2 separate regions of the Homo sapiens genome follow, and region 2 is linked to region 1. Evidence: chromatin loops called from intact Hi-C (ENCODE). Cell type or tissue: ascending aorta. All regions are shown on one strand. Links, peaks and the distances in the headings refer to the core of each region. The heading gives the core; the rest is flanking DNA. Region 1 overlaps CMSS1 (cms1 ribosomal small subunit homolog). Region 2 overlaps CMSS1 (cms1 ribosomal small subunit homolog).

The links. Hi-C counts contacts between places; a loop is a spot of excess contacts. Peaks named below come from ENCODE experiments on the same cell type or tissue, not always from the same donor. Only the 100,000 strongest peaks of a DNase experiment are listed, where the experiment ranks them.
Region 2: it touches region 1 in a loop (4-fold over the local background); 20 of 110 quality-filtered maps call a loop at or near these places.

Annotation. Positions count from the first base shown.
Region 1 is chr3:100,041,018-100,043,935 of GRCh38, forward strand. The region is part of intron 1 of CMSS1 (cms1 ribosomal small subunit homolog); the gene reads left to right. All of the region lies in intron 1 of FILIP1L (filamin A interacting protein 1 like), which reads right to left. It overlaps LOC105374010 (a long non-coding RNA gene), which reads left to right. Exons shown (of 5, transcript NR_189163.1): 5 at 1-376. Among named protein-coding and RNA genes, the nearest start is that of FILIP1L, 72 kb to the right of the region's middle. In ascending aorta, for the core only: no CTCF peak of the experiment used is centred there; a DNase peak (open chromatin) is centred at 1,354; H3K27ac peaks cover 2,500 bases.
Region 2 is chr3:99,942,719-99,945,636 of GRCh38, forward strand. The region is part of intron 1 of CMSS1 (cms1 ribosomal small subunit homolog); the gene reads left to right. The region is part of intron 1 of FILIP1L (filamin A interacting protein 1 like); the gene reads right to left. All of the region lies in intron 1 of LOC105374010 (a long non-coding RNA gene), which reads left to right. Among named protein-coding and RNA genes, the nearest start is that of MIR3921, 20 kb to the right of the region's middle. In ascending aorta, for the core only: no CTCF peak of the experiment used is centred there; a DNase peak (open chromatin) is centred at 1,543; H3K27ac peaks cover 2,500 bases.

The DNA of each region.
Region 1 (2,918 bases), core at 224-2,723:
AATCCCACGCTTTACAGTTAACCAAAGTTGACTCTGTATGACCTGTTACATTTTCCTTAGACAGTTGGATGTGATCACAGAAGGGTGACTGCCAAAGTTTTATTTCAGCTCAGATATAGCTAAATGCAAGAAATCACTTCCTGACACCTTTCTTCTGCCTGCCCCACCCTAAATCACCATTTTTCAAACAAGCTATGGAATCTACAAAATGGCCTACCTGTGTTCCAAGTTAATTTTGAGAATGGCTTTTTATGGCTGGTTTGTAATCTCTTTAGAAAAGCAAAATTATGATGGAAACTCTATGACATCCTAAGCTGTAAGCACTTGAAGATGAATGTAACTTCAGGTCTGTGAAGCTAAATATTTACCTTCCACATGATTTACTGCGTCTTTGTTCCTTTCCACACTGAGCTTTTTCTTTATGTGCATCCCTTCATCTCCAAGCTACTTTTTAGTAGCCCTGTTATATCAGTGTTTTGTGATGTTACAAAAAAGCAAAGAATGTGAGGTCAAATTTTCCATTACACACTTCAACAGGAATGCCAGGGAACTTAGCCAAACTAAGGCTACAAAAAAAATAAAAATAAAAATTACAGGAAAGATGATTCATTAATCAACAATTGCCTTACCAAGAAAATAGAATTACTTGTATGTATTTGGTTTGGGGAAGGGGGATAAGTGCAGATATCCTGGCTATGAGTGAAATGGAGGTATTTTATGTCTATGTAGCATGGTTTTAGACCTACCAGAGATCTTTTAAACAGTAAAATTCAGGAGAAAGGATAACTCATGTTGTGCCTTGATTTATCTCACCTTTTTCTTCTTTCAACATGAAAGTATATCACATGCTGACCCCAACTACAATTTGATTTAAAAAAATAATGACAGCTGAAAACTAGGATAGAAAGGCACAGGCTGCACCTCAGGAACAGTGAGAACAGGGACCATTGCCATTCCTTCCTCTTTCTTCAGCTATATGATCTGAGTCCCTTTTTATTTCATATATGCCCCCTTCTGCTCCCCTTTCTCTTTATTTTGCCATAAGCTCTGGATCGTAATCCATCCCTAAAACATTGTCATATTAATAGAAATTCTGGAATTTGACCTTTAAATGTAGTCATTATTACATATTAAAGGATCTACAAAGGGCAAAAATTGTGGCAGTAGATGAAAACAATAGCCACTGAAATTTTTTAAAGCCCACAAGCTTGTAAGATTCCTCTTAAACAAACAGAATGATCCAGTCACAGAGCTTAGTGCTGTAAATGTCAATATAAACTTGATTTTTTTTTGTATTCTAATAAGAAGACCAGCCAGTAACAAAAAAACATTGGCTCTGTGACCAGCCAATACCAGATACAGTGAAATCTGTTATCTGATGTTTCGTCAGCTAGCCTGTGAGCACCATCATGTAATAAAATTCTCTAAACTGTGATTCACGGTGCTACAAGATCTTTGTGCACCTTTTGACTAATCAGAGACAAATCATATCAGGCTCTTGTATTATTTTATTACCAAGTGTATTTTATTTTAATTCTTTGGAAATTGGTAATCCATGTATGGTTCAGACATTGTTAACCAGAGTACATAATTAGAACAATTCCAACCATGCCAGATGATACTGTATTTACTGAAGAATTTTATTGCCTTTTATGGAGAACATGAGGGAGGAATAGAGAACAGGTTTTTTTTCTTTTCTTTTGCCACATAGCTGATAACCCAGTTGCTATAACCATTTCTTCCACACAAAGGGACAACAACATGAGAAATACACGTTTTAAAGTTCCTAACAATCGAGTACTTCTTACGGGAAGCTGGGACAGTTCAAGAAAAAAATGGATTGAAGGAGAGGAATAGAGCCAAAGTTCCCAGACCTTGACAACTAGGGCAAATGTAACAAGTCCACATTCATCATGGAAAAATGTAAAGTCCTACATGTTTGTGGAAGAAAATGACTGCATTCGCAGAACAAGAGGGATAAAGGGCTAACATAGCCTGTGCTGGTCACAGCCTTCTTTGCTCATCTCTCTTTACCTCAATGTGAAGATCAGTGACAGACCCCCTGAGCAGGGAATGTTTTTTGAATTATAATGATGGAGACAAGTATCCTGTGTCTCAAATTGACAAGAAGTACTCCCCAGTCCTCAAAGCTCAGAGAGGCTTTCTTCAGGCATATCCAGTATTTCATTCTTTACTGTGTTGTGCCTTATCTGCTCTCTGTACATACAAGTAAGGAAAAGAGAAAATATATGCAGAAAATCATGTCCAGTAAGTTTTATTCCCCTTTGAAAGATTATATTTTGTCTTTTGAAAGTCTCTCTGTCTCTGTTCTTTTCAGCTATATTAAATATTTGTTTCCTTCGTTCTTGAATCTCATTTTCTTGAGGCTTATAGCAGCTCAGCAGTCTCTAAGGTCTCTTTTCCCTCATCCATACTCTCACTTCTCTATTTTTGACTACTTTTGCAGGCCAGTAGGTATTTATTATGTCTCATTTGCTGTGGGAGACAGGCTCCACCCCATCCTACCATACTCCCAGACTTTATTCCTTTTAACCATCTAACTAGCCATCCATTTGAGTCAGTTAGGACATGGAGACTTGAGAAATTTACATCCCTGGAAGGTGATTATGATATGTTGAATTTATTTTTTAAAACTTTTTTTACAAAATGACAAAAAATTGTGTATATTTAGGGGATACAATGTGATATTTTAATCTCTGTATACATTATAGAAAGAATCAATCAAGCTAGTTAACATATCCATCACCTCACCAACTTATTTTATTGTGACAAGAACATTAAAAATCTATCCTTTTAGCAATTTTGAAATATGCAGTATGTTATTTTGAATAACTGTAGTCATTATGCAGTGCAATAGAGATCAGCTTTTTAGATTCTACATAGAAATGAGATCATAC
Region 2 (2,918 bases), core at 129-2,628, 98 kb before region 1:
CTCTGGAGGCTGAGGCAGGAGAATTGCTTGGACCCAGGAGACAGAGGTTGCAGTGAGCCGACACAGTGCCACTGCACTCTAGCCTCGGCGACAGAGTGTGACTCTGTCTCAAAAAAAAAAACTGAAAAACAAGAGGTGATTTTCTTAAAAGAAAAAAAGAGAGTGCCATGGGGGAAAGGGGAGAAAAGAAGAAGGAAGGCACCAAGCTTGGGTATCAGGCATAGACAGAGAAACAGGAGAGTAAACTATGTCCCAGGAGCCAAGAGAGAATTATTTCAAGGGGCAAAGAGCTGCTGTGACCTCATTTTAACAACATTACCACTGCTTAGAACAACTTTGGACCTCCACTTTTGGAGTCATCTGCTTTGAAATATCCCTCAGCTGGGGCAAAGCCTGTTTCTTTAAAGGCGAACTTAATTTCTGATAACAAGAACAGGTTCCTTAAAAACAAATCTAGTGAATCTAGTGGTCAGCTCATGCCTATTTTGGTCAAAAGAACCAATTATGACATTAAAATAATGGGACTGGCTTTTGTGTGTGGCCTTCAAAGGAGGTTTGAAGACATTTCCAAAATGTGTCAGCCCTGACACTTTTTCAGAATAAGCTTCATAAGATAAAACCTTCAATAACATTACACATTTGGATTAATAACTCCGGGCTTTTATTTTTCATATTCCATCTACTTTGGTTAAATGTTAAATCTTGCCGGGTATGGTGGCTCATGACTGTAATCCCAAAACTTTGAGAGGCCAAGGCAGGTGGATCATCTGAGGTCAGGAGTTTGAGACCAGCCTGACCAATATGGTGAAACCCCATCTCTACTAAAATTACAAAAATTAGCCGGGCGTGGTGGCATGCGCCTGTAGTCCCAGCTACTCGGGAGGCTGAGGCAGGAGAATCGCTTGAACCCGGGAGGTGGAGGTTGCAGTGATCCGAGATCACGCCACTGCACTCCAGCCTGGGCAACAGAATGAGACTCCGTCTCAAAAAAAAAAAAATTACATCTTTGGTGTCTTGGAGCTTCAGTCTATTTTCTATAATCCAAATATAAGCAAAGCAGTAATAAACAGCATGGTAGACAGCAGGGGAAAGAGCATAGGCTCTGGAGTCGGCCTGGCCGAGTTATAATCTTACTTCCCTCGCAACTTCTGCTGTCCAAATTGGGTCAAACTACTTCATTTCTTCAGGGCTCAGTGTTTTATAGGGTTATTGGGAGGATTAGAGATGACACATACAAGATGCTGTGCCTGGTACCTAGAACATGATAGGAACTCATAGCTTATCCTAATGGAGATGTCATAATGATACAACTTTATCTCTTGGTTCAGCAGACATGCCTTCCCTCTTAGAACATCAAATGAGATAAGAAAATAACTAGTGGATTTTTAGCATCATGAGGAGAGTACATTACTCAGGCCCTACCTCACCAAAGGGAGGGAGTTCTTCTAGTCAGTGCTAAACAAGTATTTTAAGAGTGTGTGTTATTTTGTGCCTAACTGAGATGGAGATTGGCAAGCTGAAGAAATTGGGATTTGGCCAAGAACCAGTGCTTGTTGTTTAGTAGAGAGGTGATAGGGAACTATGATCCTGCCAGTTTGGAGGGACGTAACATGAAATGACTTCTTGGTCCAAGCTGGCTACAGCTGTTCCAAAAAAGATGACAAAGGCTGCTGATTCAGAGGGGGATACTCACCCAGGCTGTCACGTCTGTCTCTCCACCAAGCAAGACTTTTTTAATCCTCTAACACAACAGCAACACAAAATTTACTGTCTGCAGGCACAATGCTAAGGCACTTTGTGCACACTAAATCGTTAGGCACTGAAAACAACCCTGTAAGGTAGTACTCTGATTCATCTGCACTTTATGGGTTAAAGTAACCGAAACCTAAAGAGGTTAAGTTAATCTGCCCCAAGCCACAGAACTGGCAAGTGGCAGAACAGGAATTCAAACTGGCTTCAGAGCCCACCCAGTCTTTGCAAGCCTACTTTCTAATGCCTGAATTCCTTCTCTTTAGGAAGAATTATCTGTGTAAAGTTGGGAGAGACATCTCAGCAATTATGGTGCAGCACTGACTATATCAATAAAATTAAAGTAGCCAGTATCTTTCACCAAAGACCTGCATCACAAAGTGGTGAGAAGAGAAAAAAACATAGATCACCAGGGAGAAAGGGAAAAAGCCTAGGTTTGGTCAAATCTGCGATGAAGGCACAGAGTGAATTAAATTCAAGCTTCTTCACTACTGTTCATTATTCGGCTCATTCTAGGCAGTAGGGAGGGAGTTGTTATAAAGCAGGAGCTTATAACAGCTTTTAGACTCTGCTTAAGTCAAAAATCATCAAGAATCATCAAAAAGCATCAAGGAAAATACACAGAACAAGCAGTCACCCTGCTGTGCTCTCCCTGATGCTTTTTGGTGGTCATGTGGCTGTGACTAGACCCTATGAGTTCGGGTTAAGTCCTGGGTTCTTCAGACTGATAAAAGGTTTCTTCTCATGTCTTCCTCTAAGAAGGGCCATCTCCACCCTTTCCAAAGTCCCACTCATCGCTACGAAGGAGTGCTTTCCCCATACTCCCTCATGAGGTGAGGTTGGCTTACCCAGACTGCTTCCCAGCCTTGTTGCGTAGATCTGGACCTCAGACTCTCTGAGGTCTGTGGTAATGGGGATAGATTGAGCTTGGGGGTTCCACCCACTGTGTGTGGTTCCATATAGCCCTTTGTTAGAAAGCACCCAGGGCAGCCAAGAGTGCGTGTTGACTAAGGAGGGTGGCTGCTGCTAGGAACTGTAAGTAAATAAATGGATGTCAGAAGCTTACAATTAAGGAGGGAAACAAAGAATCATTACTCTCCCTTAAGCATGTTGCTTTGGATGTTTTAGCAATGATTATGAAGCATTTACACACAGACTAAACTAAGCTC